Regions from separate parts of the Homo sapiens genome. Here region 2 is linked to region 1. Evidence: read pairs that join two places in POLR2A ChIA-PET (ENCODE). Cell type or tissue: PC-9. All regions are shown on one strand. Each heading gives the region's core, and the rest is flanking DNA. Links, peaks and the distances in the headings are about the cores only.

Evidence for each region. ChIA-PET counts read pairs that join two places held together with the same protein. Peaks named below come from ENCODE experiments on the same cell type or tissue, not always from the same donor. Only the 100,000 strongest peaks of a DNase experiment are listed, where the experiment ranks them.
Region 2: POLR2A ChIA-PET joins it to region 1 with 5 read pairs; 5 of 35 experiments call an interaction of 5 or more read pairs at or near these places.

Annotation. Positions count from the first base shown.
Region 1 is chr16:1,690,345-1,706,404 of GRCh38, reverse strand. JPT2 (Jupiter microtubule associated homolog 2) reads right to left here. Exons shown (of 5, transcript NM_144570.3): 3 at 14,420-14,562; 4 at 8,545-8,593; 5 at 4,319-7,594. The coding sequence ends at 7,407. MAPK8IP3 (mitogen-activated protein kinase 8 interacting protein 3) reads right to left here and starts at 210. Exons shown (of 32, transcript NM_001318852.2): 1 at 1-210. The coding sequence starts at 65. RefSeq lists silencers at 117-456, 1,363-1,657 and enhancers at 15-879, 14,023-14,317, 15,887-16,060. In PC-9, for the core only: no CTCF peak of the experiment used is centred there; a DNase peak (open chromatin) is centred at 9,364.
Region 2 is chr16:1,639,711-1,655,770 of GRCh38, reverse strand. It overlaps CRAMP1 (cramped chromatin regulator 1), which reads right to left. Exons shown (of 21, transcript NM_020825.4): 6 at 14,584-14,632; 7 at 3,190-3,275; 8 at 2,615-2,738; 9 at 471-552. Among named protein-coding and RNA genes, the nearest start is that of JPT2, 31 kb to the left of the region's middle. RefSeq lists silencers at 4,308-4,482, 9,504-9,723. In PC-9, for the core only: no CTCF peak of the experiment used is centred there; a DNase peak (open chromatin) is centred at 9,647; H3K27ac peaks cover 1,523 bases.

The DNA of each region.
Region 1 (16,060 bases), core at 7,655-11,654:
CCGGAGCAGTAGTCGTCCTGGTACACCACCACGCCGCCGCCCTCGTCCATCTGGATCTCCATCATCGCGGCCACCGCCGCCGCCAGCGCGGCTCGCTATCCGGCCGGCGCGCCCGGCCCTCCCCAGCTGCCTCAGGTTCCGCAGGCCGCAGCCCGTCGCCTCCCGCAGCTGCTGTCGCCTCAGGGCTCCGCCGCCGCCGCTGCCGAGGCTGCGCCCGTCACTCACTCACCGGAAGTCCCGCCCTCCAGCCGGAGGGGGCGGTGCCCGCGCGTCCCGCCGCAGCCGCGCCGCCAGGGGGCGCAGGGGCCGTGACGTCAGAGGAAGCCGGGCTTCGGGCCGGAAGCGCGGGTGAGCCGGGCAGAGGGAGCTCCCGGCCAGGCCGGTGGGATCCGCGGGGCGGCAGTGGTCGCTTCCCCCAGCGCGCTGTAGCTTGATCATGTCCCCGCAACCGTGGGCTTCCGGTGACCTCGATCCCGTCTCCAGGCTCTGCACACTTCGGCGGACTTAGGTGAAGGCTCAGCGCCTGCGCCTCAATCCCGGCCGCCCTGATGAGCCTCCGTTCCCTACAGCACCGCGCCCCGCTCAGTGCCTCCCCTCTCCTGATGCCTTCCCCGCTCAGCTGGCTCCTCCCGGGATTCTGTGAATGCACCCTCAACGCCCATCTCATCCTGAAACCCAGCAGCGTGGCCTCCTTCCTTTCGCCCACTTCTCCCTACTGCACTGACTGCTTCAGATTTTCTTTTTTTTTTTTTTTTTTGAGATGGAGTCTTGCTCTGTCGCCCAGGCTGGAGTGCGGTGGCGCGATCCTGGCTCACTGCAAGCTCCGCCTTCTGGGTTCAAGTGATTCTTCTCCCTCAGCCTCCGGAGTAGCTGGGATTACAGACCAGCTAATTTTGTATTTTTAGTAGAGACGGGGTTTCGCCATGTTGGCCAGGCTGGTCTCAAATTTCTGATCTCAAGTGATCCGCCCGCCTCGACCTCCCAGAGTGCTGGGATGACAGGCGTGAGCCACCGCGCCAGTCCAGATTTTCGGTTACTTTTCAGCTACGTGCAATCTGTTTAACCCATCCACTGGGTTATTAATTGCACCGATTTTTTTTTTTTTGAGACGGTGTTTCGCTCTTGTCGCCCAGGCTGGAGTGTGATGGCGCGATCTCGGCTCACTGCAACCTTCGCCTCCTGGGTCCAAGCGATTCTCCTGCCTCAGCCTCCTGAGTAGCTGGGACTACAGACACGCGCTATTAACGCCCGGCTCATTTTTTTGTATTTTTAGTAGAGACGGGGTTTCACCATGTTGGCCAGGCTGGTCTTGAACTGCTGACCTCAAGTGATCCACCCGCCTCCCTCGGCGTCCCAAAGTGCTGGGATTACAGGCGTGAGCCACTGCACCCTGCCAATGATTCTGTTTTTGTCCTATTTGATTTCTTATATTCTAGCAGTTTTAATAGGCTCTTATACTTCCAACCACATATTTATCTTTAAGCGTTGGGTGTGCCTCATAACTACAGTATCTGCAGCCCTTGCAGGTCTGATTCTGCATGTCATCCTGGTTGACTCTTGGCCCAGGGTCCCCTTTCCCCCATTCTGAGCCAGTGTCCCCAGGACTTTTGTCTCTGGAAGTACTTGAGGCCTGAACTTAAAATGTGTTGCTCCGTAAGATTTGCACTTTATTTTGCTGGGCAGGGGACACCATGAACCCAAGACTTTGAAACTCAATTTGGGAGCCACACATGTATTGTGAATCCTGATGAAACCACATCAGTGACTATTTAATGCTAATAGAAATGGCCACTTACCGTCTTTCACCTACTGCAATGCTCATCAGTTCAGATCCTCTCATCCTAATCTGATTGCACCGAAACAGTAACTCCCGTAGCTGACACCCTACTGATTTTTTTTGTTGTTCAGTTTTTAGAGGCAGGGTCTCACCCTGTTGCTCAGGCTGGAGGCACTGGCATGATCAGGGCTCACTTGAACTCTTAGGCTCAAGTGATCCCACCTCAGCCTCCTAAGTAGTTGGGTCTACAGGTGTAAGCCACCACTGCTTGGCCAATTTTAAAAACATTTTTGTAGAGACAGAGGTCTCACTGTTACTCTGGCTGGTCTTGAACTCCTGGCCTCAAGCGATCCTCCCCCTTGGCCTCCCAAAGTGCTTAGATGACAGGTGTGAGCCACCATGCCAGGCTCTATTGTGTTTTTCACATTTTCCACTTGCAACATAATTTGCCGTATACATGTTCAACCATCCCACTAAGAGGTTTCATTCAGCCTCAGATTCCAATTTCCTGGGATCCCAAGTGACTTAATTTTGCCAAATCTCCATTTCTTTTCTTTTCTTTTTTTTTTTTTCCTGAGATGGAGTCTCAGTCTGTGGCCCAGGCTGGAGTGCAGTGGCACCATCTCAGCTCACTGTTACTTCCGCCCCCCGTGTTCAAGCCATTCTCCTGCCTCAGCCTCCCGAGTAGCTGGGACTACAGGCATGTGCTACCACGCCTGGCTAATTTTTGTAATTTTTAGTAGAGATGGGGGTTTCACCATACTGGTCAGGCCGGTCTCAAACTCCTGACCTCAGGTGATCCACCCACCTCAGCCTCCCAGTGTTGGGATTACAGGCATGAGCCACCGTGCCTGGCCCCAAATCTCTGTTTCTAAGCCTGCAAAACAGCCTAAAATATCCAGCCTATTAGGAATGTCAGCTAATCCATGAAAGGAGCATGGCGCCATCTCCAGCAAATAACGTGCGATAAAGGTTACGGAGAGTTGTGAGGTTCCATAAAGTGAAAATGATAAGGCTGGGCAAACAGATGTAATCTATAATTCTTCCTGGTGAACAAGTTAGAGCAAGCTTGCATTTTGGGGGATGTTTAAAGCTTCTGCTTTATACCTTTGAGAAACTTGAGCCCTTTGAATTCCTGAGGTAGCACACTACAGTAGGAACAATGCTACCACAGGGAGAGGCCAACAGACTTGGCCATCAACTCAATTGATTAATTATCACTACCATGATTGCACAGATTTGTTACTTTAAGTTGGTTAAAATGAAATTTTAACAAGGTGCTGGATAATTCTTGACACTTATGGAATCATACAACTGGTCTTCTCCTGAAAGTTGGTGCTGAATTAGAACTGCTTACAGCTGGGCATAGTGGCTTACACCAGTAATCCCAGCACTTTGGGAGGCCAAGGAGGGAGGATCGCTTGAATCCAGAAGCTTGAGACCAGCCCGGGCAACATAGTGAAACCCAGACTCTACCAAAAAAAAAAAAAAATCAGCCAGGCGTGGTGGTGCATGCCTGCAGTCCCAGCTACTTGGGAGGCTGAGGTGGGAGGATCACTTGAGCCTGGGAGGTTGAGGCTGCAGTGAGCAGATTGTGCCACTGCACTCCAGCCTGGGTGACAGAATGGCTCTGTCTAAAAAAAAAGAAGAACGAACTTCTAGTAACAGAGGAGTTGACTTCCTTTCAGATTCAGAAATACTATTTGGGATGCAACTTTTTCTCACTAAAATACCTTAAAATGTAAGATGGGCATTAAAATATAAAATGTAAGTTTCTAAAATTCAACTTTAATTTCTAAGTATCTGCCCTGATGCCTGCTAAGAAGCCACACAGTTCCCTGTGATGTTCCTCTCATCTTCATGAGCTGAGTTTGAGAGAGCATCTTTAGATAGCACTTTGTAGCCACACATTACACAGGAGTATTTCAGTGATGATCTTCAAGATGGTCAGGATTATGAGTGCAGAAGAAATTAAGCAGCCAGCACGGGAGGAGGCATCTACACACTCACAGGGTGTGACCTACCAGGTACACCACAAAGATCATATGGCAAAGTTACCTGACATCAAAAGAGCCTGTGTATTCCTGGACAAGGCACGGGGCTCGAGGTGGCAACCCTTCGGGGTCTGTTATTCACACCCTCACCCTGTACCAGGTGGCACCCGCGTCCTTCTAGACTTGGCCACTGCCAGGCCTCTGGAGACGGAGGAGCTGTGACTCCCAGAGGTTCCCATGCTTGCTGGTGGCCTTGGCAGCTGCTAGAAATAGGAAACTTAGCGTGTCATTTCCTAGCCTGGTTCTTGGAACTCGCTCTATACCCTGTGGATGAACAAGTGAAGACGGTGTTTCAGTTAATGCATGTTGGTTTTCTTTCTCAAGCGTTGACTTTCATCTCATCTGGCCCCGATCTAGCAGGCAGAATGGTGTGGAGCCTCCTAGAGAGGAACTCTCAGGCTCACAGTCTGAGAAGTTTACCCTGAATCCACATAATGCCTGTAAGGATATTAAGTATGTTAGAAAACATATGAAAATAGCTAATACATCAGAAGAAAGACATCCAATCTGTTTTTTATTTTATTTTTTTACACAGGGTCTTGCTCTGTGGTCCAGGCTGAAGTGCAGTGGCATGATCATCACTCACTACAGCCACAACCTCCTGGTCTCAAGTGATCCTCCTGCCTCACTCAGCCTCCCGAGTAGCTGGGACTACAGGCATGCACCACCACATCCGGCTAATTTAGAGAAGTTTTTTTTTGTATAGACAGGGTCGTAGTATGTTGTCTAGGCTGGTCTCAAACTCCTGAGCTCAAGTGATCCTCCCACCCTGGCCTCCCAAAGACCCAAAGACTACAGACCTGAGCCACCATGCCCACCTGTTTTCTTGACAGGACTTGCATATGACAAGCTCTCTGCTTCTCCTCACCTATGCATTGCAAGCCAGGTCAGAGGCAGGTTAAACACCTTAAGGACATGTTAGGACAAGTGGCATACAAGGGAAAAAAACCCGTTCATTTAAGTTACAGAAACAGAAAAAAAAAAACTGGCTTATTCCCACACTTACTCTACTCAAAGCTTTGAGAAGACTAATTTTGGCATCCTCTGGCTAAATACAAAACAACAAAACAAAACAAGGCAAACTCTTTCAGCAAGAGCTGTGGGGGAAGGGACTATAAGGGACACACACAACTGACAGGCAAAAGCTCTGAGCACGTGATTGCTAAGTTTAATTCAACTGTTACACCCCATTCTGCCTTGTAAAAATAACAAAACGCTCCTATCAAAATGACATTGTGATGTGAGTACAGGCTTTTTGTTTTGGTACAGCTCTAAAAAATGTTGGCACCGAATGCACTTAAGAAAAGTGTTAAGGCTTAATACAAATACAGAGACGAGTCATTTCTCAATGCAGCTTAGAGGGTGAGAACAGGATGCTAGGTTTTTAAATCTTCCAAATACAGGCAGTCCCCAACGTACAGACATACAGGACACCTCCCAAATGTAAACGACAGCCACACAGCAGGGCTTGCATGCGCAGGAACTCTTCTTCTCCCAGTGAGCAGACTAAGCACTCTGAATCCCACCCCACTGCCTCGCAGAGGGAAAGAAGGCAGGACAGATGCAAGAAGAGTAATGTCAGGGGCTCCATCACAGCTGCCCAGGGGCTTCTGCTGTAGTTCATATTTTCCTCATTCCCATCTCTGGTTTCTCCCATAACCCAGAAGTCCCTGCCAGGGGCGGAAGTAAAGAGCTTTTCCTCTCACCTAGCGGACTGCAAGGGCTGGGAGAATCACAGGGCCCAGTACCGTCACGTCCTATTTCTTCCTGGCAATCTGATTTGGAATTCGTGAATCATTTTCTCAATAAAAAAACAGAAGTTATAAATGGTAGTTCATTTCCACCATTAAACTGTTTCCTTTCAAGTTGCATCAATGACTTTGAAGCACAAACCACCTGAAGTGTGTGTAGAGTCACACAGAGTGTTTCTTGGCTCCAAAGTCTACAGGCAATCAAAAGGGGGAAGCTGTCTTTGGTTGACAAAGCCTTGTGCAGACCCCAGTGTGCCAGGTGTAGGAAGGGGAGCTTGGCAGGCGGCTCCTGCAGGCACTTAAGCAGTGAGGCAGCATGAGCCTGACTGAACATGGCTGCTGCTTTTCTGAAGTTTAATAATGATGATGTTTCTAGCACCAAGCATTAGCTTTGTAGGCACTCAGAGCAAAGCTGCTGCCGCCACCCAGACGTTCTCCTCTGTTAACAGATGCCCACCCAAGGGCAGCATGAGAACTGGGCCTGCAGCCCTTGAGGGGGATGGGCAGAGGCTTCTGCCTGAAGATGAAAGCACCACCACCTTTGCCATCCCATTAGCTGAGTGAGCAAAGCTCAGGGAATTGGACAGGTGTGACTTTGCTACTGAACTCCTTCATCTCCTGGCCTAAGGTCTCTAGTCTCTTCTGGAAGCTTGTTTGTGAGTTAGATCCAGAAGTTCTATAAAGCTTTGTAGAGGGTGGCCTCCACAGCTCTTCTTCCTCTTTGGTGTACCTGAACAATTGACTTTTTTCTGGAAAGGTGTCAGAAACAGACCAGAGTCAACAATCATTTATGTAAAGCTGGTATTTAAAATTTAGCTTTTTAGATATTATTAAAGAATCCAAACCTAAGAACCCAAGGTTCCCAAGCATCTCTTCTTTCCACCAACCAATTAAGGAATAAAGAAAGACACAGGAAGAATTTAAACAAGCCACTTACTCGGAAATATCTGAATAGATTTTTAAAGTCCCGCAGAGGTCAGCGGGCCTCATTTATGGGAAGAACTGTGACTTGTGAAGGGAACTGTCTACATCACTGGAGAACAACAAACGCCTAAACTTAAGGCTGATGAGAGGAAAAAAGCAAGAATTCACAAGCAAAACTGGCATGTAAAGGACCAAGACCAGCCCTGTGTGAAAGACAGGCAGATTCCAACATGAGATCAGATCAGGCCGAGGTTTCAGATGGCAGGAACTGGGCACTTCAGAGGGTCAGGGCACCAAAACAATCTTCCATGAAGTAGAAGACGGATAACTATTATTATTTGGTTTTTTGAAAGCTGCCGAGGAAAAGCAATCAAGATGTTTCAAGAAAAGACTACAGAACAATATGCTGGGGGTAAAATGAAGTGGGGATGCTGGATTTAGCAGCCGTGATCTCCAGAATGGAAGCGGTTCTGCTAAGAGGTCAATATACTGTTAGTGTTTCTGCTTACGCCTCCTCCATCCCACAGCAGCAGTGGACAGGCTGTTTTGGTTTCTTTCAGTCATTCCTAGACATCCAATCAGCTGGCGGGCTGTTGATCCAAGGACCATGCCCTGCCCCACCTCCCCACCCTCACCCCCCTTCCAGTTCCTCTCAAACCTGGACTACACATGAGTGATGGCCAGGGGTGCCCCATTTCATCCCCACAGAGGCATCTCCCAGCCATCTGGAAGGCACGGGTCTCCAAGCAGCTGTCATGACGGCCAGGAGACGCTGAGCAGCCAGGCTCACATAAGACTAACCCTCTTCCCACCCCGCTCATTTGGGCAAAAGGAAATGAAAACATGGCTACCCTATCTCTTGAGTTTCTGGTCTGGCTCCGGGTGGAGCAGTGGCTTCTCTTAGTAGAAGGAGATGCTGGATTTGCCTCCCGGTGGGTTCAGGACCTTGTTGTGAGAGCGAGGCCGCGGCCCCAGCCGGGGCTCATGGCTGTCGACTGTGGGCATGGGCTCCTGCTCCTTGGCGGGGCCTGCTTTTCTGGCGCTGCCTTTCTCACCTGGCTCTGCTCCAGCCGGGATGCTCCTTGCAGCTGTGGGACACAAAGTTAGAACAACATCCCATTAGAGGCAACCCATGACCCTGACAGGCAGGCTGTGGAAATAAAAAGTGTGTCATAGAGCAACCTGCAAGAAATTCATGCTGTAACTGGGAAAGAGAAGACAATATAGACAGGCTTTTCATCTGGTACCAAAACAACTCACTGTAATTAGCAGATGCAGTTTTGAAATGGGCATAAAGTTGGGGCTTGCTACTGTAAATACTCCTTGATTTCTTCCTAAGTGAATTGTTTCTTTATATTGCTTGTTAGACACCACTCCCATTTCTTCCATCTCAAGTATAGAAAGCAAGCCCCTGAGAGTGACCATGAGGCGGCGAGGGAATGCATCCTAGGTGAGGGCTTAGCAAGGCAAAGGCAGGCTCTGTTGCTGTTACCCTGGGCTTTTCAAAGGTGAATGAAATCCCACAAATCTTGGTCATTAGTTAAGGGAAATGGAGACCCAAAGGCAGAAACCGATGCCCATGGTCAGGCTAAAGAGCCGTGGGGAGAGTCGAAGTCTGCCGCTCAACCTGAGCAGTGGCTCACTCCCCCGGGGTGACTCACCATGGAGACACCCGCCTCCCCATCCTCCATCCCTCTCTTGTGCCCCTCTCTTCTCGATTAGTTCTGCCAGCTCTATGCTTGGTCATGAGTTCACTGAAGGTTTGGGATCCCTGCCCATCACTACACAGATGAGCTTCTAGGAGACGACCCCATGGCCCTGGGCCTAGGCTGATGAGCAAGACAACCAAGTCCCAGGGTTTCACCCTAGCCTTCTTCAAATGCTGAATCCTCTTGCAGTGGATACACCTGAGCTCGTTTTAATCAGGTGGCCCAGAAGGTGCAAAGAAAGACTCCTTTTCATTCCCAGAGGAGAGACTAGCAACTCTTCCAGAAATAATGAGGCCACTCAGGAGAAGGGAAAGAAAACAAAAGCTCACCTTTAAGATCCGATTTTGGTTCTTCTCCTTCACATAAGAAAACATGATCCTGCAACAAGGCAAACCACCAAATCAGGACTCACTCAGAAAATTTTACCCTCATTCAAATGGACAATGAAAATCAGGACCATATAACCTTTTAATTTACAAAAATGCTTGTATATCTGACCTCAGGACCCCCCCAATCCTCTACAGACTATTCTGAAACAAACCTGATATTTCATTTATCCATACATATTTCAAGATGTAGCTCTTAAAACATCCTTTAAAAAATAACAGTAGCACCCTCAAAACTGCGAATATTAATGATTCCTTAAATATCAAAGTCAATTTTTTTTTTTTTTTTGGAGACAAGAGTCTTGTTCAGTCATTCAGGCTAGAGTGCGGTGGCATGATCTTGGCTCACTGCAGCCTCTGCCTCCTGGGCTGAAGCGATCCTCACATCTCAGCCTCCCGAGTAGTGGGGACTACAGGCGTGAGCCACCACACCTGGCTAATTTTTCTATTTTTTGTAGAGACAGGGTTTTGCCACGTTGCCCAGCTCATCTCAAACTCCTGGACTCAAGTGATCTGCGTGCCTCAGCCTCCCAAAGTGCTGGGATTATAGGCGTGAGCCACTGTGCCCAGCCTCAAAGTCAAATTTTTAAATACTGGCATAATATTTCATCCATGCTGTAATATTTCATCCATAATAATTTCATCCATGCTGTAGCGTGTGTCAATGCTCCATTCCTTTCTATGGCTGAGTAATATTCCATTGTATGGACAGACCACATGTTGTTTACCCATTCATCTGTTGATGGACAAATGAGTCATTCCCGCCCTTGGGCTACTGTGAATAATCCTGGTGCAAGGATCTAGTGTTTGACTCCTTGTTTTCAAATCTTGTGAGTACGTACTTAAGAGTGGAATTATTCGGTCATATGGTAATCCTGTTTAACTCTGAGGAACTGGCAGTATCCACAGCCACTGCACCATCTTCCAATCCCACTAGCAATGCACGAGGGCTCCAGTTTCTCTGCATCCTCACCAACTCGTATTTTCCATTTTTACATCACACCATCCGAACAGGCATGCACTGGCATCTCACGGGTTTCTGATGTGCATGTCCCCAGTTATTAATAACACTGACCATCTTTTCGGGTGGTTTTTGGCTGCTTGTATCTCTTCTTTGGAGAAATGTATATTCAAGTCCACTACCATTTTTGAATTGGGTTTGTTATTTCGTTGTTGAGTTGTAGGCATTCTTTATGTATTCTGGATAGTAACTCCTTATCAGAAATGATTTGCAAATATTTCCTCCCATTCTGCGAGTTATCTTTTCACTTTTTTTTTTTTTTGACACGGAGTCTCACTCTGTTGCCCAGGCTGGAGTGCAGTGGCGCAATCTCGGCTCACTGCGCCCTTTGCCTTCTGGGTTCAAGCAATTCTCTTGCCTCAGCCTCCAGAGTAGCTGGGAGTACAGGCGCCCAGCTACTTTTTTTGTATTTTTAGTAGAGACGGGGTTTCACCATGTTAGCCAGGATGGTCTTGATCTGACCTCGTGATCCGCCTGCCTCAGCCTCCCAAATTGCTGGGATTACAGGTGTGAGCCACTGTGCCCAGGCTTTTTTGTTTGTTTTTTGTTTTTTTGAGACAGAGTCTCATTCTGTCACTCAGGTTGGAGTGCAATGGCGCAGTCTCAACTCATTGCAACCTCAGCCTCCCAGGTTCAGTTGATTCTTCTGCCTCAGTCTTCCGAGTACCTGGGATTACAGGCATCCACCATCATGCCCGGCTAGTTTTCGTATTTTTAGTAGACATGGGGTTTCACCATGTTGGCTAGGCTGGTCTCGAACTCTTGACCTCAGGTGATCTGCCCACCTCGGCCTCCCAAAGTGATGGGATTACAGGTGTTAGCCACTGTGCCTGGCCTGTTTTCATTCTTTATAGTGTCCTTTGATGCACAGAAGTTTATAACTTTAATGAAGACCTATTTATTTACTTATTTTTTCAGACAGTCTTGCTTGTTGCCCATGCTGGAGTGCAGTTGCATGATCTTAGCTCACTGCAACCTCTGCCTCCTGGGCTCAAGTGATCCTCCCAACTCAGCCTCCTGAACAGCTGGGACCACAGGTGTGCACCACCATGCCCGGGTAATTTTTTGTATTTTTGTGGAGAAGGGGTTTTGTCATGCTGCCCAGGCTGGTCTCAAAATCCTAGGCTCAAGCAATCTGCCTGCTTCAGCCTCCCAAAGTGCTGGGGTTATAGGCATGAGCCACTATGCCTAGGCTTTTTATAATTTTTTTGAGACAGGATCTCATTCTGTCACCCAGGCTGGAGTGCAAATGGCAAAATCACTGCTCTCTGCAGCCTTGAACAACTGGGCTCAAGCAATCTTCCCACCTCAGCCTCCCAGGTAACTAGGACCACAGGTGCACGCAACCATACGCAACTGATTTTTTTTTTTTTTTTTGGGACGGAGTTTCGCTCTTGTTGCCCAGGCTGGAGTGCAATAGCACGATCTCAGCTCACTGCAACCTCCACCTCCTGGGTTCAAGCGATTCTCCTGCCTCAGCCTCCCGAGTAGCTGAGATTACAAGCATGTGCCACCAGGCCCGGCTAATTTTATACTTTTAGTAGAGACGGGGTTTCTCCATGTTGGTCAGGCTGGTCTCGAACTCCCGGCCTCAGGTGATCCGCCTGCCTCGGCCTCCCAAGGTGCTGGGATTACAGGCATGAGCCACTGTACCCAGCCCCCAGCTAGTTAAAAAAAAGTTTTTTTAGAGTTGAGGTCTCTCTATGTTGTCCAGGCTGGTCTGGAACTCCTGGGCTCAAGTGATTCTCCCACCTTGGCCTTCCAAAGTACTGGGATTACAAGTGTGAGACACCATGCACGGCCCAATTTATTTTTAATTTTGTTGCCTCTGTTTTTGGTGTCATATCTAAACCTCCATTGCCAAATCCAGGGTCATGAAGATTTGTCCCTATATTTTCTTCTAAGAATTTTATAGTTTTTGCCCTTAACTTTAGGTCTTCGATCCATTTTGAGTTCATTCTTGTGTATGGTGTAAGAAAGAGTAAGCTTTTATCCTTCTGCATGTGCATATGCAATTGTACCAATGCCATTTGCTAAAGAGACTGTTCTTTCCCCACTGGATGATCTTGGCACCCTTGTGAAAAAAAAAAAAGCCCTTTGGAAGGCTTTATTTCTCAGTTCTCAACTTGACTCCACTGGTCAGTGTGTCTGTCTTCATGCCAGTGCCATGCTGTTTGGATTACCGTTGCTTTGCAGTAAGATTTGAGAGCAGGAAGTAAGAGCTCCAACATCTTTTTCAATTATTATTATTTTTGGATACTTGGGGTACCATGAAATTCCATATGAATTATAGGACTTTTTTCCCATTACAGAATAAAACACCATTAGGACTCTTATAGGGCTACATTCTTGTCTCTCTTTAATCCTCAGGACCTCCCTCTATTCTCGTCATGTTGTTTCCTATGTAAGCCATTGTTCTGAGCGCAGCTCTGTGGTGTTAATTAATATGTGGCTTGGTCTGATTTGAGCTTGATTTTTTTGACGAAACAGCGTCAATGGGGGCCCATGGTGGATTTCCATTCCCAGGCCCATAAGTGTTGGTTCTCTCTCATTTTGTGATGTTAACGGCCACTGATGAACATTTTCTCAGATCCACGATTTCAGTACAAGTTTATAAAACAGTGATATTCTAATTCCTTTATTCCTTCTTCACTTACATCCCAGAAACTTTTATAAAAGGGAACTTTCTTTCAACAGCTGCTATCCTAACACACACTTCATGCAGGAAATGCTGGCTAAATGCCCCCTTCTGTCATCTGCCCGCTTTCGCAGTGACGAGCCGGTCCTCCAGCATTCTCCCAAGGTCGTAAATTACATTACTTTTAGTATCAATAGGAAGCCGGGAATTCTGAACAGTTGGTGAATTTAAATCCACTGCAATTATTTCACTTTTTGATAATCAAATGGTCCCATCTCTGGCCCCATGGCTGCTCTTCACCTTGTTCCCCAAGTCCTCTGACACCACCCTAGCAGCCTGTAAGGGCTTCCTCATTTTCTGGCATTACGAGATATTCTACGCTTATTTTGTATATTCCCTGACCCTGACCTGGAATTAGTCATTTCTCTGGTGATGCTAGCGATGTCCAATGGTCCTGGACCAAAAGAACTTTATTAGAAAATCAAAGAAAGCTCTACTCTGTTTCCACTTGTTCTATGCCCAGTTGTACTGATGTCCTACAGTCCTCTACCTGATCTACGTTCACTGGAAAGTGTGAGTCTCAGCAGGAAGCACCTTGCTCTCGTGTCCGGCTAATTCGAGTGCTTTACGTAGTAGAGGAATTGCTGACTTTTGGGACATTTCTGGTCTTGCCAAAGTTCACCTTGTAGTAAAGCCCCCAAAGATACTTCCCAAATAGATGCTCTCTTGAAAATAACTCAGACAGCATGGCAGGGCACAGTGGCTCACATTTGTAATCCCAGCACTTTGGGAGGCTGAAGCGGGTGGATCACTGGAGGACAGGAGTTCAAGACCAGCCTGGCCAACATGGTGAAACCCTGTCTCTTCTAAAAATACAAAAATTAGCCGGACGTGGTGGTGCATGCATGTAACACTGGCTACTCGGGACGCTGAGGCAGAATTGCTTGAACCCAGGAGATAGTGGCTGCAGTGAGTTGAGATCGTGCCACTGCACTCCAGCCTGGGCAACAGAATGAGACTCTATTTCAAAGAAAAAACAAAATAAAACGAAAAAACACGACCAAACCTCAGCAGAGTCTAACAGGTCCTATATAAGACTCTATACACTGGAAAGAGATGTCGCTGCAGAGATGCCAGCACAAGAGAGATGTAGGGCAATCCAAACCAGGCTGGCCGCGATCAATGCCCTCATCCACTCATGTCCTCTCCTTTCTGTCTACATTTCCATTTTAATTCTGCAATGGGCCATCTTCCAGCATATAAACCAATAAACATGCAGCAGTTTTCTAGGCGTTAAGTAACTCCAGAAATGGTTAAGAATTTTCCACTTTAAGGAACCAGACCATATCTTTTAACCACAAAAAAGGTAGAAAAGTGAATAGATGAAAAAATATCGCTAATTATGTTAGTAATAAATCCTGGTCTTTCTTACTGATGAACGGTGGCTGCAGTAAACCCTAGAAATGTTCTGCCACCATTCAAACAAATGTCCAAGCTAGGGTAGTGCAGGCTCTGGTCCTCACGAAAGCCGAGACTGGCCTTAGGCAAGCCCTCCACCATAGCCCAGGGAGGCTGCAGCTCTGATCAATCCCTGCTAAGGCCATGCCCGAGGTCGCATCGTGTAGGCATTCCTCTCCTTTCCAGGCCACTTGTCTTATCCTACTGATGCCATTACTGGGTCAGAGGCGTCAGCTACGCTTCAGTCAAGTGCTGACAATCTCCACAGGTAACCAGCCGAGGACCTTGACTGTGCGGGGAAAAGCCCATCAGAAAAGAACTGTCACTTTTCCTCTGCAAGGTGAAACAGGAAGAGTGGAAGACGGACAAGGGCCCAGCTCGTCTGCGGCACGTTCCGCTCCCCACCGCTTCTCCGCGCCCCGCAGCACTGCAGTGAGGAGCCGCCACAGCCCGTCTGCAGTGGGCGTCCGCCACCAGCACAGAAGAGCTTCCCCCACGGCTTCAGTCAGCACAAGGCTGGACTGTTTCCTGGGTGACTCAGGGGAACTTCCAAACTCGATGACTAATGCTTGCATCCAGGATAATCTACGGCACCCACCATGATTCTCCCTAAAAACATGTCGCATCTGCCTTGGAGCCTTTTTGGAAAGAGCACCTGGCATACCCGCTGCTGCGCTGTCACGTCTGAATGCAGTCCATACCTTGGGTTTGTTTGGGTGTGCCAAGCGTGAAGTGGCAGTGACCGGAGACCCAAAAATGTCGCTGGTCTTCCCTCCAGGTGGGTTCAGGTGCTGTCGAGTCTGCACGGGGGTTGATTCGTCAAAGATACCACTTCCTTTACCCCCTGCAGAAACGATCACAGAACACTGAGCAACCAGACGTCCACCGGACCCCACCCCACCCCACCCCCGCAGTGCTTTGGAGACCTCCTCTCATAGGAACCCCGAGTGCCAGCCCTGAGCTCCAGGCCAACAGGGCAGGATGCTCAGACTGAAACCCCTGAAGATCCATGAAACCCCTGAAAACCATGGCTGGATCAGGGGCCTGCCTGCAGCCCTTATGTCTAGAACTGAGCTGATCTAGGCTGGCCTCTAGAGGTGAGATGGCATCAAACTGCAGATTTTCCCTCTAGAATTTCTTTAACCCTGAACATTTCATGCTTTCCTGTTGAAGTGTCTGCTCACAAAACCCATGAAAAGTTCTTCAGTAGATTAAAAATAAACAGCTAAATGTTTAAGTCACACAGATAAGAGTTCTGAATTTAATAACATGCCCTATTCAAGGGAAACCTGCCATCCTGAAAATATTTATTAGTCATTCTTCTGACCTCATTCTGGCTGGTACTTCCAGTGACTAGATATGTCAGCAAATTAGACACATGTAACATCTTTGTTGCCAACTATAAGTGACTTGATAAGCCATAATGAAAATGTGCGTCTAAGAGGTAACTTCCTAGTAGCAGGTGACTAAAGGCTAGATGCTCAGCATAAATGCCCGTGCCTAACATTCCACAGAAAGATGGCTACCCTGTGGGACCAACTGATCATCTCTTCACTCAGCAGACACCAAGCACCCACTTTTGACAAAGTGCTATGCTAAATGGAGGTTGGTGTCATTAAAATCATGGCCCTGGTGCACCAAGAACTTATAATCTAAGAGGAAAGAAGATGCATTCTGCTAACTTGCTGTGTGATCCTATGGAAGTTACTTGGCCTTTCTGTGTCCCACAGTCCTCATCTGTAGAATGGGGATAATAAAAGAACTCCCTCACAGGACTGGAAGAAAGCTCAGTGAGTTACTGTAGCTCATATGTCAAATGCTTACAACAGTGTCTGGGATGGAAATAAACATGTCAACTCTATTTTCTATGCAATGATAAAGAGGTATCTATACATATCATCCAGTGAAAACACAAGGGTGCAAACAATCCATATAGCATGCAGTGTTTTCATGTAAAAGGGGAAGTGTTCTTATTTGCTTTTATCTGAAGAAAAGCAGTTACCTGTGGGGGATGCCTACACGTGTGAAGAAACAGGACTGGGGAAATGCAGGGGCTCCACACTGCTTAACATGGTCTCCTTTTTTTGTTTACAGAGTTTTGATCTTTTGCATTTTCTGTTCTCGAAAAATTACATTTTGTAAATTGATTTATTTAACTTAAAGAGAGTTTATTCATGTGTAATGCTTGAGTATAGCCCACCTGGAAACACCAACTCCAAAGGAATGGAGTCAGTGTTCTGAAGTAGGGACATTAGGGTTTCATTTATATAGGCAGAGACAGAGGAGCTTTTAGCAGGACTACAAACTTTTCTCACACAAGGTTAGTGTACAGTTACAGCAAT
Region 2 (16,060 bases), core at 7,947-11,946, 51 kb after region 1:
GGTATAAATCATGCCACCACCCGTGGCTTTCCTCACACCACTACCCAACAATGCTGACCCGGGCACTTAGTACCTTCAGGAAATTCACACCTGACACGCACCACGCCTATGTGGGGAGCAGGCAGGGCCGGGAGCCAGCCATGGATGTGAAGAAGGCTGGGCTGACCCTTGGTCGTTTTGCTCAACCTGCTGGTAGGAATGCTTTGGCCACACCCCGTGGGCCAGACACAGGCCACTGACATCGTGGAGGGCTGGCTGTGACTGAGTTCTAGCACTGCAAGGCCACAGAGGGGGCTCCACACCCAGGGAATAAGGGGCTCCAGGTTATGGTTCCAGATGTACACCATGTCACAGCATGGCTGTTCTGCCCACGGGGACCATGACGATGACAGGCACAGGGAGGCGTGGTCCATCTCTGGGCAGCAGAGGCAGCGCAGCCTGGATGGTTTGCTTTAGCTGGAAAAGGATACAACTCGCACCTCATGGAGCGCCCACTTCTGCTTCAAGAATTCGATGAGGCTGGAGACCTTTCGATGTAGCTCCACGATCATCCTACGGAGACGACAGACAGGAGGAAGTGAGGTTCGCAGAACAGGAAGGAAACCATCTGAAGAGTCCCGAGGCTGCTTACAGCAGGAGGGTGCCAAAAGAGACAAGGGACCTCTGGAGAGGCACCCGGGAGCGGGCGTCTGCAGGGCCCTTGGCTCCTGTGGCTAAAAACCAGCCTTTCCAGCTGCGATGGCCAGAGATTCACACAGAGCTAAAGAAAACAACACAGAGATCCCAAGTATTCTTTGCCAGCAAAAGGTCTCCGCCAGGGCGTGGGCGTGGGTGCTGGCGCACAGCCTCTGCCTAGTCTACCAGCTCCTTCTGGCTTCAAGGGCGGGCGGGCCTGGACAGTGTTAATACATTCTGAGGGAGAAGTACATGAGCGGAAGGAATGAAGTACTGATGCGCTATGATGGGTGAACCTCAAAAGCATCACGCCCAGTGAAAGATGCCAGGCCCGGAGGCCTCTGCGTGTGATTCCGTTTCTATGAAACGTTCAGAGCAGGCAAGTCCACTGAGACACAAGGCGGACTGGGAGGTGCCGGCGGCCGTGGGAGGGTGAGAATGGAGAATAGAGGAGTGAGTGCTGAGGTGCACAGGGCCTCTTCTAGCGTCATGAAAATGCTCTGGAGCTGGACAGAGACGGTGGCCACAGAACAATGTGATCGTGTTAAATGCCCCTGAACTGCAAACTTAGAAATGGCTAAGTTCACCGGGCACGGCGGCACACGCCTGGAATCCCAACACTTTGGGAGGCCGAAGCAGGCAGATCACCTGAGATCAGGAGTTCGAGACCAGCCTGACCAACATGGTGAAACCCCGTTTCTACTAAAAATACAAAAATTAGCCAGGCGTGGTGGCACGCGCATGTAATCCCAGCTGCTCGGGAGGCTGAGGCAGGAGAATCACTTAAACGTGGGAGACGGAGGTTGCAGTGAGCCGAGACTGCGCCATTTGCACTCCAGCCTGAGCCACAGAGCAAGACTCCATCTCGGAAAAAAAAAAGAAAAAATAAAAAAAGGCTAAGTTCATTTTATGATATGTGAATTTTACCTCAATTTTTTCTTTTTTTTTTTTTTGAGATGGAATCTTGCTCTGTGGCCCAGGCTGGAGGGCAGGGGCGCAATCTTGGCTCACTGCAACCTCTGCCTCCTGCGTTCAAGTGATTCTCCTGCCTCAGCCTCCCGAGTAGCTGGAATTACAAGCACCCACCACCACGCCCGGCTAATTTTTTTTGTATTTTTAGTAGAGACAGGGTTTCACCATCTTGGCCAGGCTGGTCTCAAACTCCTAACCTCGTGATCCACCTGCCTTGGCCTCCCAAAGTGCTGGGATTACAGGCGTGAGCCTCCACACCCAGTCACCTCAATTTCTTTTTTGTTTGTTTTTTTTTTTTTTTTTGAGACAGAGTCTTGCTCTATCACCCAGGCTGGAGTGCAGTGGCGCGATCTCGGCTCACTGCAAGCTCCGCCTCCCGGGTTCACGTCATTCTCCTGCCTCAGCCTCCCGAGTAGCTGGGACTACAGGCGCCTGCCACCTTTTTTTTTTGTATTTTTAGTAGAGATGGGGTTTCACGGCGTTAGCCAGAAAGGTCTCGATCTCCTGACCTCGTGATCCACCCGCCCTGGCCTCCCAAAGCGCTGGGATTATAGGCGTGAGCCTCTGCACCCGGTCACCTCATTTTTTAAAATGTACAAATGAAAAAGGGTCCATTTCCACGATGGCGCCTTGTGCATATGCGAGCCACGAGTCTCCAAGAAGCGGGTGGGAGAGGAACTGTATGGGCCTTAGTGGGGGACGAAAGGAAGGCTCTGCAGCTCCTCTTCTCACCGCGACATCCCCTCCACGGCCTGAACACAGGTTGGGCGATCCCTGCCCAGATACAGGACTGCAGCCCAGTGCTCCCTGGACTCCAGTCGCCTCCACACTGCTGCGTCCTCGTGTGATGACAGAGCATAGGGGTGGACCTGCTTCTCCTGGAAGTTCCTTGAGGGAAACTCACACACGTTGCTTCCAGTCCTGCTCAAGCAGTTGGGACCCCTCTGCGTGCCAAGGGCCATGTTACCTGAGGCGTGGGTTCTGGGCAAGGCTCTGCACACGGGCCCAGGCGTGGTTGTTCCGCGGCTGTAGCTCTATAGGGACTTTCAGAGGCAGGCGCACTGGCTTCTGGTCCTCTTCATCACTCAAGCCTGCAATGCAGAAGAACCATGAAAGTTTAGTGCAGCCCAACCTTAAGGTAGAAAACCAAGGGCTGGGCCAGAAAAACCAGTGAAATCAGCTGTGAGCAGATGGCCTTGCAAACAGAGGCAAGGAGAGCAGAGAAACCCCAGCGAAGAAGAAACTCCAATGTAGCTGCTCAGGGGTTTGCAAAGGCCACAGACTGGTCCAGAGAGGCCATAGGAGACTCGATCCTGACAACCTCCGACCACTCTGCTGACTGCTGCCATGGCTCTGAGCTCAACTTGACTGAGTGGTCGTAGGGAGCATTTCAAGTTCAAGAGTGGTCCATGTGCAGCCCTGGGATTAAGCAGGGTCAGACACAAAGCAACTGTGGCAGCAACCCGGTAGCTCAGCCTGCCCATCATTGAATGGGACACCATGGGCACCGCCTCTGGTCCCGGGAGCGCCCCATTCACTTACCATCTGGATCGCACAGCTTCTTCAGGGCCCGGCACATGGGCGCTTTGATCCGCAGGTTCCGCCCTTTGTAACGTACAGTGGTGGCCCTGGGAAAAGAGTTTTGAAGGAACGCTGAGGCCTGTGAGTGAACAGAAGGACGGAAGGGCCAGCACACGGAGAGGCGCTGAGCCAGGCCAGGTGGGGCCTGGCCAAGCATCCACCCCAGCCTCTCGAGCCCGCGTAGGACAGTGGGAGGACACAGTGACAAACAAGAAGTGGTGACTCTGCACATCCTGCTACTTTCCTGACCACACCTCACACTCCAAGGGACACCTGCTGTTTACAGAAAATGTGCTGTGCCCTCCTGCCTTGGTGACTGGCCTGGCACAAGCTGATGTCCCATCCCTGGAAAAGCCACTATCCTGGGGTCCCCTCAGATGGCCACCCCTCTCTCCACTGCCCCAGCTCTGTGCAGTCCTCCCACTTTGGGCCCTCAGAGCAGAAGCTCTCAGTCCTCCTCCCCATGACCTCTCAGTCTACCTCTCCGTGACCTCTCAGTCCACCTCCCTGTGACCTCTGTGTGACCTAAATCCAGCTCTACATGACCTGTGACCTCAGTCCACCTCCCCATGACCTCTGTGTGACCTCAATCCACTTCTACGTGACCTCTCTGTGACCTCAGTTCACCTCCCCGTGACCTCCATGTGACCTCAATCCATCTCTAGATGACCTGTGTGACCTCAGTCCACCTTTCTGTGACCTCTGTGTGACCTCAATCCACCTTTCTGTGACCTCTGTGTGACCTCTCAGTCCACCTCTCTGTGACCTGTGTGACCTCAGTCCACCTCTCTATGACCTCTGTGTGACCTCAATCCACCTCTAGGTGACCTCTGTGTGACCTCAGTCCACCTCTCCGTGACCTCTCAGTCCACCTCTAGGTTACCTCTGTGTGACTTCAATCCACCTCTAGGTGACCTCTCAGTCCACCTCCCCATGACCTCTGTGTGACCTCAGCCCACCTCTCCGTGAACTGTGTGACCTCAATCCACCTCTAAATGACCTGTGTGACCTCAGTCCACCTCTAGATGACCTGTGTGTGACCTCAATCCACCTCTAGATGACCTGTGTGTGACCTCAGTCCACCTCAACATGACCTCTGTGTGACAATTCACCTCTAGGTGACCTCTGTGACCTCAGTCCACCTCTCCGTGACCTCTCAGTCCACCTTTCCGTGACCTGTGCGTGACCTAAATCCACCCCTAGATGACCTCTGTGTGACCTCTCAGTCGACCTCTCCATAACCTGTGTGTGACCTCAGTCCAGCTCTCCGTGATCTCAGTCCACCGTGTGACCTCTGTGTAACCTGTCCAACTCTGTGACCTCTGAGTCCACCTTTTTGTGACCTGTGTGACCTCAGTCCACCTCTCCGTGACCTCAGTCCACCTTTTCGTGACCTCTGTGACCTCAATCTACCTTTCCATGACCTGTGGCCTCTGAGTCCTCCTCTCTGTGACCTCTCAGTCCACTTCTCCGTGACCTCTGTGTGACCTCAATCCACCTCTCCATGACCTCTGTGTGAGCTCAGTCTACCTCTGTGACTTCTCAGTCCACCTCTATGTGACCTCCCTGTGAGGAGTTTCTGATCTGAGAGAAAAACCAACTTGAATTCCAAGGAGTGGACCCCAGTCAAGACATGGCTCTGGGCAGCGGCCCACTGGCTGGTGAACGACAATGGGCTTGTGTTTTACAAAATGCTCAGGGCATGTGTATCTTGTTTTTACGGCTTTCTGCCTTAACCAATTTTAGGAATTCACCAACTCCCAGTTGCACACGTCAGGTAGGAGAGTTGCTGCTTCTATATTTGCTGTTGCTATTCAATTTCTAAGAAACAGTCTATGAAAAAAGCTACAGAACAGAGCGTGATTCTAAGGATGCGTAAAAAATTACATCTTCATCTCTATATGTATCTATATTTGTACCTGTACACTTACTTATGTAAATTCACTAAGAAAAAAATTCAGAAAGACACACATGAAATGACTGTAAGTGGTTAGCTTCGATGAGATGAGCAGGATGGGGTGGTGAAGAGGGTCTTATATTTTATCTGTGTATTGTTTGAAAATTGCTTAAGACTTATATTTATGCATTACTTGTATAGTTTTTAAAAAATCTTATTCCAATACAATGCTGACCAAAATTAGAGATCAAAATGTGAACAAGAGTCTGAAGCGAGTGCTGCGTGGGAGGGACTCTCCAGATGACTCCCGCAGTTTGGCTGAAAAGCAGCCTCTGCTGAGGGCGTCTAATGGAGACAGCCAGTTCTGGCAACCTCAGACAGGCAAAAAGGGTGACACCACAATCTCCACATCCCAGTAAACAAAGCTGCAATCCCCATCCTTTTAAAAGGGTCCTAGCTCTAATTTCAGCATTATGCAGTCTCAATACCCCACAAAGATTTTACCATCACCCCAAAAACCTAAGGCTTTAATCAAGTGTTTAGGGCCAAACAAGCCGGGCACGGTGGCTCACGCCTGTCATCCCAGCACTTTGGGAGGCCAAGGTGGGCAGATCAGCTGAGGTCAGGAGTTCGAGACCAGCCTGACCAATATGACGAAACCCTGTCTCTACAAAAAATACAAAAATTAGCCGGGCATGGTGGCATGCACCTGTACTCCCAGCTACTCGGGAGACTGAGACAGGAGAATCACTCGAACCCAGGAGGCAGAGGTTGTAGTGAGCTGAGATTGCGCCACTGCACTCCAGCCTGGGCAACAAGAGTGAAACTCCATCTCAAAAAAAAAAAAAAAAAAAAAAAAATAGTGGCTCATGCCTACTGTTGTAGGCTCAGCTCTTTGGGAGGCCGAGGCAGGCAGATCACGAGGTCAGGAGCTCGAGACCATCCTGGTTAACACGGTGAAACCCCGTCTCTACTAAAAATATAAAAAATTAGCCAGGCGTGGTGGTGGGTGCCTGTAGGCCCAGCTACTCGGGAGGCTGAGGCAGGAGAATGGTGTGAACCCAGGAGGCGGAGCTTGCAGTGAGCTGAGATGGCACCACTTCACTCCAGCCTGAGCAACAGAGTGAGACTCCGTCTCAAAAAAAATAAAAAAATAAAAATAGAAATAAATAAGGCCAAACAGTGAGGTCCCAATTGGCAGAAAGGCAGGAGCAGCAGCTGGGTTTCAGTAGCTATGGAAAGCTCAACAATCCCTCATGCATGGCAGCTACTCTTCTATCTATCCATTGACCATGCCTCTACCCACCCACTCATGTGTCCATCCATCCATCCACTCACGTGTCCGTCTGTCCACCCACCCAACTACTGACTGAGTGCCTTCAGTGCTGGGAATCAAACACAGGATACCAAAGGACAGAGCTGAGCCTTGGAAAGCCTGACCAAAGAGTCAAGACGGTAGAAAAAAAACTTCCATGCCCTCACCCCCTTTCTGTCTGTACAGATTTTCTGTCTTGAGGGATAATTTAGAGAGGATGAGTCCCCAGAGAACAACATGTTGTACTGAGACAAACTTCTTTTTTTTTTTTTTAGATGGAGTCTTGCTCTATTGCCCAGGCTGGACTGCAGTGGCATGATCTCAGCTCACTGCAAGCTCCGCCTGCCGGGTTCACACCATTCTCCTACCTCAGCATCCCAAGTAGCTGGGACTACAGGCGCCTGCCACCACGCCCAGCTAATTTTTTTGTATTTTTAGTGGAGACAGGGTTTCACCACGTTAGCCAGGATGGTCTCGATCTCCTGACCTCGTGATCCGCCCGCCTCGGCCTCCCAAAGTGTTGGGATTACAGGCGTGAGCCACCGCGCCCGGCCTGAGACAAAATTCTTAAACCACCTTAACCCAGCTGAAATACACAGATCTAAGTGCCACAGCAGTTTTATGAACATTAATGATGTCAGAGTAGGGCGGCAGCAGAAGGAACCAGGGGAAACATTGGTCAAAAGCAGTCATTAAGCATGGAGTCAATTCTTTTTTTTTTTTTTTGAGACAGAGTCTCATTGTGTTGCCCAGCCTGGAGTGCAGCGGTGCAATCTCGGCTCACTGCAAGCTCCACCTCCTGGGCTCAAGTGATCCTCCTGCCGCAGCCTCCCAAGTAGCTGGGACTACAGGCGCCCACCACCACCCCTGGCTAATTTTTTGTATTTTTAGTAGAGACGGGGTTTCTCCATGTTGGCCAGGCTGGAACTCCTAACCTCAAATGATTCGCCAGCCGCGGCCTCCCAAAGTGCTGGGATTACAGGCGTGAGCCACTGTACCCGGCTCAAGTCAATTCTAAAATAATCTCCTCCAATGAAGTGCTCTGGAAACAAATGGACGTTTCCACTCACCATTTTTTATTCCATCTGCCCCAAAACAACAGTAGTAGGCAAGATTTAAACAGCTGGCGGAGCTGTGTCATGTGGCACCTGTGTTTTCAATAATCACATTTTCCGTTAAACTGCTATTTTGTGACTTCCTTTTTTTTTTTCCTTCAATCAAACTAAGTGCACCCTTCTGCATTCATATGGAACCATTCTGAGGTTACAGTCCTCCGTCTTTTTCTCTCAAATGGAAGTTCTGCGACCGACTTGAGGCTGCGACACTGAACACGATGAAAAGCCATGTTCAAGTGCGAAAGCCAGGGTGACGCTTAGGCCTGGTCACAGTTCCGGGACGTGGGTCCATACCTCCCCATCCTCGCACCAGCCTGGAAGCTGTAAGACAGGCTAAGACTTCCCAGATAGGCCCGGCACAGGGCTATAAGAGAAGAATCACAAGCTGACCTCTAAGTGAGCCCTCAAACAGAGGCTCTATTTACACCCCTCCATGAGTAGCTTTTTTTTTTTTTTTTTTTTTTTTTAAGGCAGAGTCTCACTCTGTCGCCCAGGCTGGAGTGCAGTGGTGCCATCTCAGCTCACTAAAACCTCTGCCTCCCAATCCAGGGCCTTAGGCGATTCTCATGCCCCAGCCTCCCGAGTAGGTGGGACTACAGGCATACACCAACATACACCCGGCTAATTTTGTATTTTTAATACAGACGGGATTTCACCATGTTGGCCAGGCTGGTCTCGAACTCCTGGCCTCAAGTGATCCACCCGCCTCGGCCTCCCAAAGTGCTGGGATTACAAACGTGAGCCACCACGCCTAGGTGAATAGCATTTCAGAATAGAAATATCATTGCAGAACAGAACAGCATTTCTGAATCGAAAACAGAGTAATCCCTCTATGTACATGGGAGCCTGGCTTTCGTTTCGGATACATTTATTCTCTTCTCTGCAAAACCACTTGATAAATCTAATAAGCACGTGATAAACTTAGGCCTCTGGGTCTGCGAACCACGTAGTAAGCTTTCACTTTAGTTTAGAGCTTTACTCAATTCATTTAGTCTTTAATTTAATTTTACAATTCTAAAACCAAAGAAGATTCACAGTTAATTGAAACAGGTCTGCATGAGAGGTAGAGGCGACAGCAAGTCAAATACCCCAATCGCTTTTGGGCTGAAATCCAGGGGTAGCCTCCCACAGGCACCTCAGTCATTTTCCCAATCTCTCACCTTGACAGGTTTCCTGTTTGTTTGTAAATACGAATGTCTGCTGGTCAAAGAACGGTCACAAAAGTTGACAGAACAGAAGGTCCAGAATGGAACCACACGGTACAGTCAACTGATGTTTGACAAGGATGCAAAGGCCACTCAATGGAGGAGAGACAGTCCTTTCAGATGGCACAGCTTGACACCCACAGACAAAAAGCAAAGCTCCTCCTAAACTTCACATGGTACACAAAAGTTAATTCAAAGCAGATCATGGATTTAAATGTAAAACTAGAAAACTTCTAGAAGAAAACACAGGGGCACATCTCTGTGACCTTGGGTTAGGCAAAGAGTTCTTAGATGTCATATTAAAAGCATAAACCATAGAAGAAAACAGTGACAGACTTGACTTCATCAAAGCGAAGGACTTTCACTCTGTGCAGGACAGTAAGTGAACAAAAAGACAGGCCACAGTCTAGGAGAAAGTATTTGCAGATGGAGTATCCAACAGAAGACTTGTGTCTACAATATACAAAGAATTCTCTAAACTCAAGAAGAAGAAAACAGGTACTTCACCAAAGACACACAGCAAATAAGCACGAGAAAGACACTCGGTGTCATGAGTCATCAGGGAAACGCATCAAAACCACAGCATGATGCCACTCCACACCTACTAGGGTGACTTTAGAAAGACAAACACCCCGAACACGCTGAGTGCTGGGGAGTGTGGGAAGCAACTGCAACTCTCTTGGAAGAGTCTGGCAGCTCCATGTAAAGCCAAACACACACTCCCACCTCCTCCTCCTCCTGGGGACCGAAAACCACGCTCACACAAAAACCTGGAGGCAAAGCCTGGGCACTTCTTCATCAACACTAAAACACTGCAAATAGCCCTGGGTCCCTCCACTTGGAAGGGATAACACAGTGCAGCATGTCAACACTGTGGAACATGACTCAGCAGGTGAAAGTATAAGCTGCAGATCCACAAGTCAACACGGAAGAGCCTCGAGGGCATACTGCTGAGTGGGGACGCCCATCTCAGAAGGCTGCACACCACGATTCCCTTTAGATGGCTTTCTGGAAAAGGCAAAATTACAGGGAACGGAGAGTGGCGCAAAGGGTGCTTGGGGCAAGGTGTGGGGGAGGGACAGAAGGGGACTTGGGGGTTGCTGGCAGCGTTCCATATCTTGACAGTGGTGGCAGCTACACAACTCTACAAATTTGTGAAAACTTCTAGAACTGTAAGTGAAGAGGCCAATCTACAAAACTAAGCCCAGGATGATTCCAATGTGACGACGACACTCCGGGAAAGGTGCAGCTAGAGAGAGCGGGAGACTAGAGGCTGCTGGGGTGAAGCTAGAGAGAGTGAGACCAGTGGCTTCTGGGGGCACTACGAAGTGACAGGCAGAGCACAGGGTGTTCAGGGCAGTGAACTGCCCCCGTGTGATGCCAGAAGGGTGGGCACATGTCATTACCCATCTGTCCAAAACCACAGAAGGCACAACGCTGAGTGGGCCTGTAAGTAAACTATGGACTCTGAGTGATGAAGAAGGGTCAAGGAAACCTCATGAGTTGTGATAAAAGGACCACGCGAATGCAAAGTGTTAATTATACCTGTAATCCCAGCACTTTGGGAGGCCAAGGTGGGAGGATAACCTGAGGTCGAGAGTTCAAGACCAGCCTGGCCAACATGGTGAAACTCCGTCTGTACTAAAAATATAAAAAATTAGCCGGGCGTGGTGGTGGGCGCCTGTAATCCCAGCTAGTCGGGAAGCTGAGGCACGAGAATCGCTTAAACCTGGGAGACAGAGGTTGCAGTGAGCCAAGATCGCGCCAGTGCACTCCAGCCTGGGCAACAGAGCAAGACTCCATCTCAAACAAAACAAAAGAAAATAAACCAACGAAGTGTTAATAATGGGGGAAATCGTGTGGGGCAGGGGAGGGGCGTAGCTCTGTACACAGTTTTTCTGTCAACTTAAAACTGCTCTAAAAACTAAAATGTTTTAAAACAAACTTCTATAACTATGACAAAAAGCAAAAAAAAAAGAACAAAAGTAAAAATATTAAAGCAAAAAATGGGTCAGGTGTGAAGGATCATGCCTGTAATATCAGTGCTTTGGGAGGCCAAGACGGGAGGATCACTTGAGCCCAGGAGTTTGAGATCAGCCTGGGCAACATGGCGAAACCCCGCCTCTATTTAAAAAAGGAAAGAAAGAAAAAGAATGTACACACCACACCACACCACCTCCAACAGCGTCCCCATCTCTTCTCCACAGGGAACGAGAGGCACAGTTTTACCCAGAACGAGGGGCTCTCCTGCTGCAAACCCTCCTGTGCTCAGAGCTGGGCCTGGCCCAGCCCTCCAGCCTCAGCTCTGCACTCTTCCTCTCCCCTCCCCTCCTGAGGCTTCCATGACCCAGTTCCTCCTTCCCACCTTCCTTTCCCTGGGCCAGGTGATTCCCCAACTCTTTGTGTGGCCCCTGATCGCTTCCCTAAACGCCCCAGGCAGGTTCCCTTCCTGCCAGTTGCCATGTCTGCACCCACCTGCCACGTCAGTTTCACAGTAACTTTCATCCCCAGTTACTGTACATGTCTACACCACATGCTAAGGTGACCTGTTCAATGGACATGCATCAGCTGCCACACCACAGCTGTCACCACTGCATAACGAGCACCCATTCCTGTGCCAGGCACACACAGGCACCCAGACATTTCCAGAACCAATGAACACACTATTCAGCAGCCGTTCTGCCTCAGATCTCTCCATGGGTGCAGACAGAAATCTTTCCTTGCTGGTACCATGCTGTTCCAAACCTTTTCTCCGTGTCTCACACCTCTCTGGAGGATGACAATACGACAGGTGAGGCTGGGGCCCAGAGAGTCAGGTGAGAACGGCCAAGTCCCTTAGCGCAGGCTCCCACTCTCGCTGCGGCCTCACCCAGCACTCGGTCCAGGAGTCAGCACTGCCTTCACCTGCCATTTGCCAAAATCCTTGGCTACACGGGCAAATTCCCCATCAGCGCCCACACCTGAGCTCACCTTTTCTTTTGCCACCTGCCCAGTCTTTTCCAGACAAGCTGGTAGCCAGGTGAGCTACCTCAACACTAGCTTCCTTAAGAAAAAGGACAATCAATCTTGCCATCCTGCTGACAGGCCCACCGCCTAGGCCCACAGTCAGTCATCTCAGAGCCCCTCCACTGCAGGAGCACAGCAGAGGATGACAGCCGACATTCAGCCATGCCGCCTTCTGGCCAACATGCCCAACACGCGGCCTGGAGGAGCTGGGGACCCATGCCAGGCTCCCTCTTCATTTGGTTCTCAGAGTGGCAGATGGCATGACTGTAAATGGCACCAAGCGTGCTGCATAAGCTCATGACACATTTCGATTCCGCTGTCCACGCACCTGCTGCCCGGGAGGATGAGGCTGGAGGGGCGCTAGCACACATGCTACTGAGTACAGACATGGCCCAGGCCCATGCCTGCTTCTTGCCCTTCCCTCGGCAGAACCACCTGAGGGTTTTTTTTTTTTTTCTTTCCCCTAGACAAAGTCTTCCTCTGTCACCCAGGCTGGAGCACAGTGGAGGGATCTTGGTTCACTGCAACCTCCGCCTCTCGGGTTCAAGCGATTCTCCTGCCTCAGCCTCCCAAGTAGCTGGGATTACAGGCATGCACCACCACACCCAGCTAATTTTTGTATTTTTAGCAGAGACGGGGTTTCATCATGTTGGTCATGCTGGTTTCGAACTCTTGACCTTGTGATCCACCCTCCTTGGCCTCCCAAAGTGCTGGGATTTCAGGCGTGAGCCACTACGCCTGGGCAACCTGAGGGTTCTTTATACCAGAAGGCACTTTCCCTCTGCACACTTTAGCCAGCACCTCTAGTCCTGCAAGCCACAACCCTGTCATCACTCGGGAGACTACACTCTATCACGCAGCCCATAATCAAAGCCCCCCGAGTTGTCCCTAGAATACTCTTTGTAACCATTTCTTTCCTTCTCCTTCCTTGGTTTTTTTTAAAGGCCCAAGACCTCCACAAAGCTACTACCTGCATTTGTTTGTCAAGTGTCTCCAGTCCCTGGGAACTCCCTGTGCCCGTGTGGTCAGAAGGAATCTATTTCTTACATAAGTTCTCCCGCGGATGGCGCTGCAGGTGCCCACCACGCCCCCGCTGGGCAGCACATCTGTGTTTTGGCAAAAGGAACGCTCATCGGACAGGCCACTCTGTGCACCGTCCTCAAGCATACAGCAAAGAGTCTGGAACTCTGGCTTCATTCCATCAATCATGGAGGAAATGAAATAAAAGGTGAAGTAAGATTTGCCCCAAGTATGGATCCTGCGGCAGTGTTTTCCCTCATGGGACAGCCCCTTGCCTACTGGTCAGCTGACATCAGAAACCAACCAAGCCTTGGATCTTGGGCCTTCTCAAGACGGTTCCTCCAATGTGCCCAGTGCTGCTCAGGATAAGCCAGATACTGCCTGATGGAGGTAGAGCAGGAGCAAGAGTGGGAAGGAAGCAGGGCTCTGAAGCTGGGAGGGGCGCCTGGGCAAGGCGGTGAACACCCTCCCTATGGCTGGCGGCCCCTGGCTGTACCCCAGACCCACTCTGGGAAGTCTGTCCAGTGTTGGGGCAAGCTGGCTGCACTTTCTGGTGGCTGTGGTCACCCAGTTACAGTCGTTGGCTGCAGGCTGGTGGCAGCTCACACACAGCCTGGGAATCATGCCCAACACCTGCTGTGCTGGGACTGGAGGGAAGGCCTGTGCTGGCCCAGCAGGCACTGCTCCCACTGGGGCAGGGAGGGTTCCCAGGTCATCAGACACAAGCCTGGGGGAGAAGGGCCAAGGGGAAAAGCAACCAGAGGTCCAAGGGTGAAGTGCTATGGACGGAAGAGAGATGGGTAAGGACTGTTCAGGAGTGGCTGCAAGGGCAGGGCTCTTGGGTGCGGGTGGCATACCCACAAGGATCGGGGCTGGTTGTGCAGACCCAATATCTGTGGTTCAGTGAACTGAGAGCAGTCAGCCAGGCTGCCGGGATAGCTCTGGTGTGGTCAGTGGGCGGGATGGATGTAAGATGGGATGGCTACCCATGAGGACCCACACCAGGTGAGAAATGTACATGCACAGAACCCCACCAGGCTGTGCACTGGGAACCCCCAGGCTGTGGAACGGGGACCCCCCCCCAGGCTCCAGAGTGGGGACCCCCCAGGCTGCGGAGTGGAGACCCCCAGGCTGCGGAGTGGGGAACCCCCCCAGGCTGTGGCGTGGGGACCTTCCCCAAGCTGTAAAGCAGGGAACCCCCAGGCTGTGGAGTAGGGTGGCGGGGCCCTGCCCTGAAGTGCAGCCCAACAGCAGCAACTGGGCAGATGTCAACTGGACCATCAGGGGCCCGGTTGTTTGTGTGGCCAGGAGAGCATGTGCCCTCTGGGAGTCAGGTGTGTGAGGGGAGGAGAGCGGCCAGTTGGAGACAGAAGCATCCAGGGCACAAGAAGGCAGGGAAGCTGTCAGAAGTGGCCCAGGACACGACAAAAATGCAATGGAAAGGAGAGGCCCTAGAAGCCGGGGACCAGCCCCACAGCAGGCACAAAGGTGGAGGAAAAGGAGCACAAAAAGCAGGGCCCTGAGTGCTGCGTCGAGACCACAACGCCCAGCCAGAGACCCTCGGGAAGGAGGAGGCCAAAGACGGCACTTCCTTCCCTCCCCGGGGCAGGCACAGGCTCTGGGCGCAGTCACTGCTCCCTGGACCAAGCACCTTTTGTTGGGACTGAACACGTAACTGAGAGGTTATGAAGTTTTAACTCGGAAGGTCCTCACTGAGAGCATTTCAGCTTCTGTATTTTAGAGAATAAACACAAAACACCCAGAGAAGTGATGTTTCACATGGAAACTGGGACTTACCCAACCTGAATGAGTTCATTCAGCTTTGTTGCATTCTTGTCATCCATACCTTTAAATGGAAAAAATAAATAAATGAGACCACAATGTAGTTAGGAGCAAAGCCACTGAAGATTCCCATACAATTCCGCTCAATATAGACTCAAATCCCATTACCGAATATTAAAGTTCCTCTGGAATAAAAGCCCTACAGTAGCTGCAGCCCCTCCCTCAAAGTCACACCTTCGAGTCAGCTGCCCTGGTCGCCCCCGCTCACCTGAAAGCCTGGCACGCCCCTGCCTGGCCCCCTCCTCAGGCAGGCCCACTACCCAGCCTCTGACCAGTTGATCTGTCCTCCCAAGAGCTCCCTCCTAGGTCCCCCAGCGCCGGCCTTCCACTCATCCCTATCTGCCTGGCTCAACAGCTGCTTCCTGCAGGCACCACACCTGCCCACGCACACTTCCTGCTGGGCTCGTACTGACAGTGTCCGGTGTTGACCTTCCGGCCCACAGTGTGGAACCCCCAAGGCACCCAGGGTCCACAGAATGAAGACTCCGACACCCTCTGAGTTTCCTGGAGCAGACGCCCCATTTCCTGTGACCTGCTCGGGACTCTTCACTATCTTCAAGATGTGCAAGAAAGCAGCTACAGTACGTTAACGGGAGAGACTAGGTGCTGGGTACTTGGCTGTTCACTGTAAAATTCTTTGAATTCTTCTGCATGTTTTAGGGAAAAAAACTCCACAAACGAACGACCAGGCTGAAAACCAAAACCAAAGACAAAATTGTCAAAGCAGCCACAGACAGACAATGCACCTCGCACGGAGGAATGAGGGCATAGATGACCACTGACCCCTCTCATCAGAGCAGCACAGGCCAAGAGGCAGCAGACAACGGTGTCAATGTGATGAAAGAATGAACCCGTCAGATCAGAATTCTCTATCCGGCAAATACATCTTTTAAGAATGAAGATGAAATAAAGAATTTTCAGATTAATAATAACTAAGAATTCACAGCCGGCACAACTGCACGGAAAAAAATACAGGAGGTTTTTCAGAAAGAAAGGAAACAAAGCCAGATGGAAACGGAACTTCAGGAAGGAATGAAAAGCACCGGAAAGGGCTCTTGTCGCCAGGCGAGGCACCAAGAAAGGAACCGGTTGCGGAAACCGGCCAGGCATGGCATGCCACAGGGTCACCGTGCCCCACCTCTCCTGCTCCCGGATGAAGGGTTGGAAGCCTGGGAGCAGTGTGCCCCTCACTCAGCAATCAAGTCATTTATTTTCATCAAACTTGAGCATCCTCATGAGGCAGGAGAATAGGGTCTAGAGGTAGGGAACCTAAGGCCAATTCACGCTGACTTCCTAGAACTAAATCAAAAGGAAAACCCCAACTTTCCACACCTAAGTAACAAACGGACCAGACACGCTATTCCCTTTGCAACGCCCCCTCCCCTTCTTTCTTCATGGCAGATGGGAAATTGAAAGTATCTCTGATTGGTTG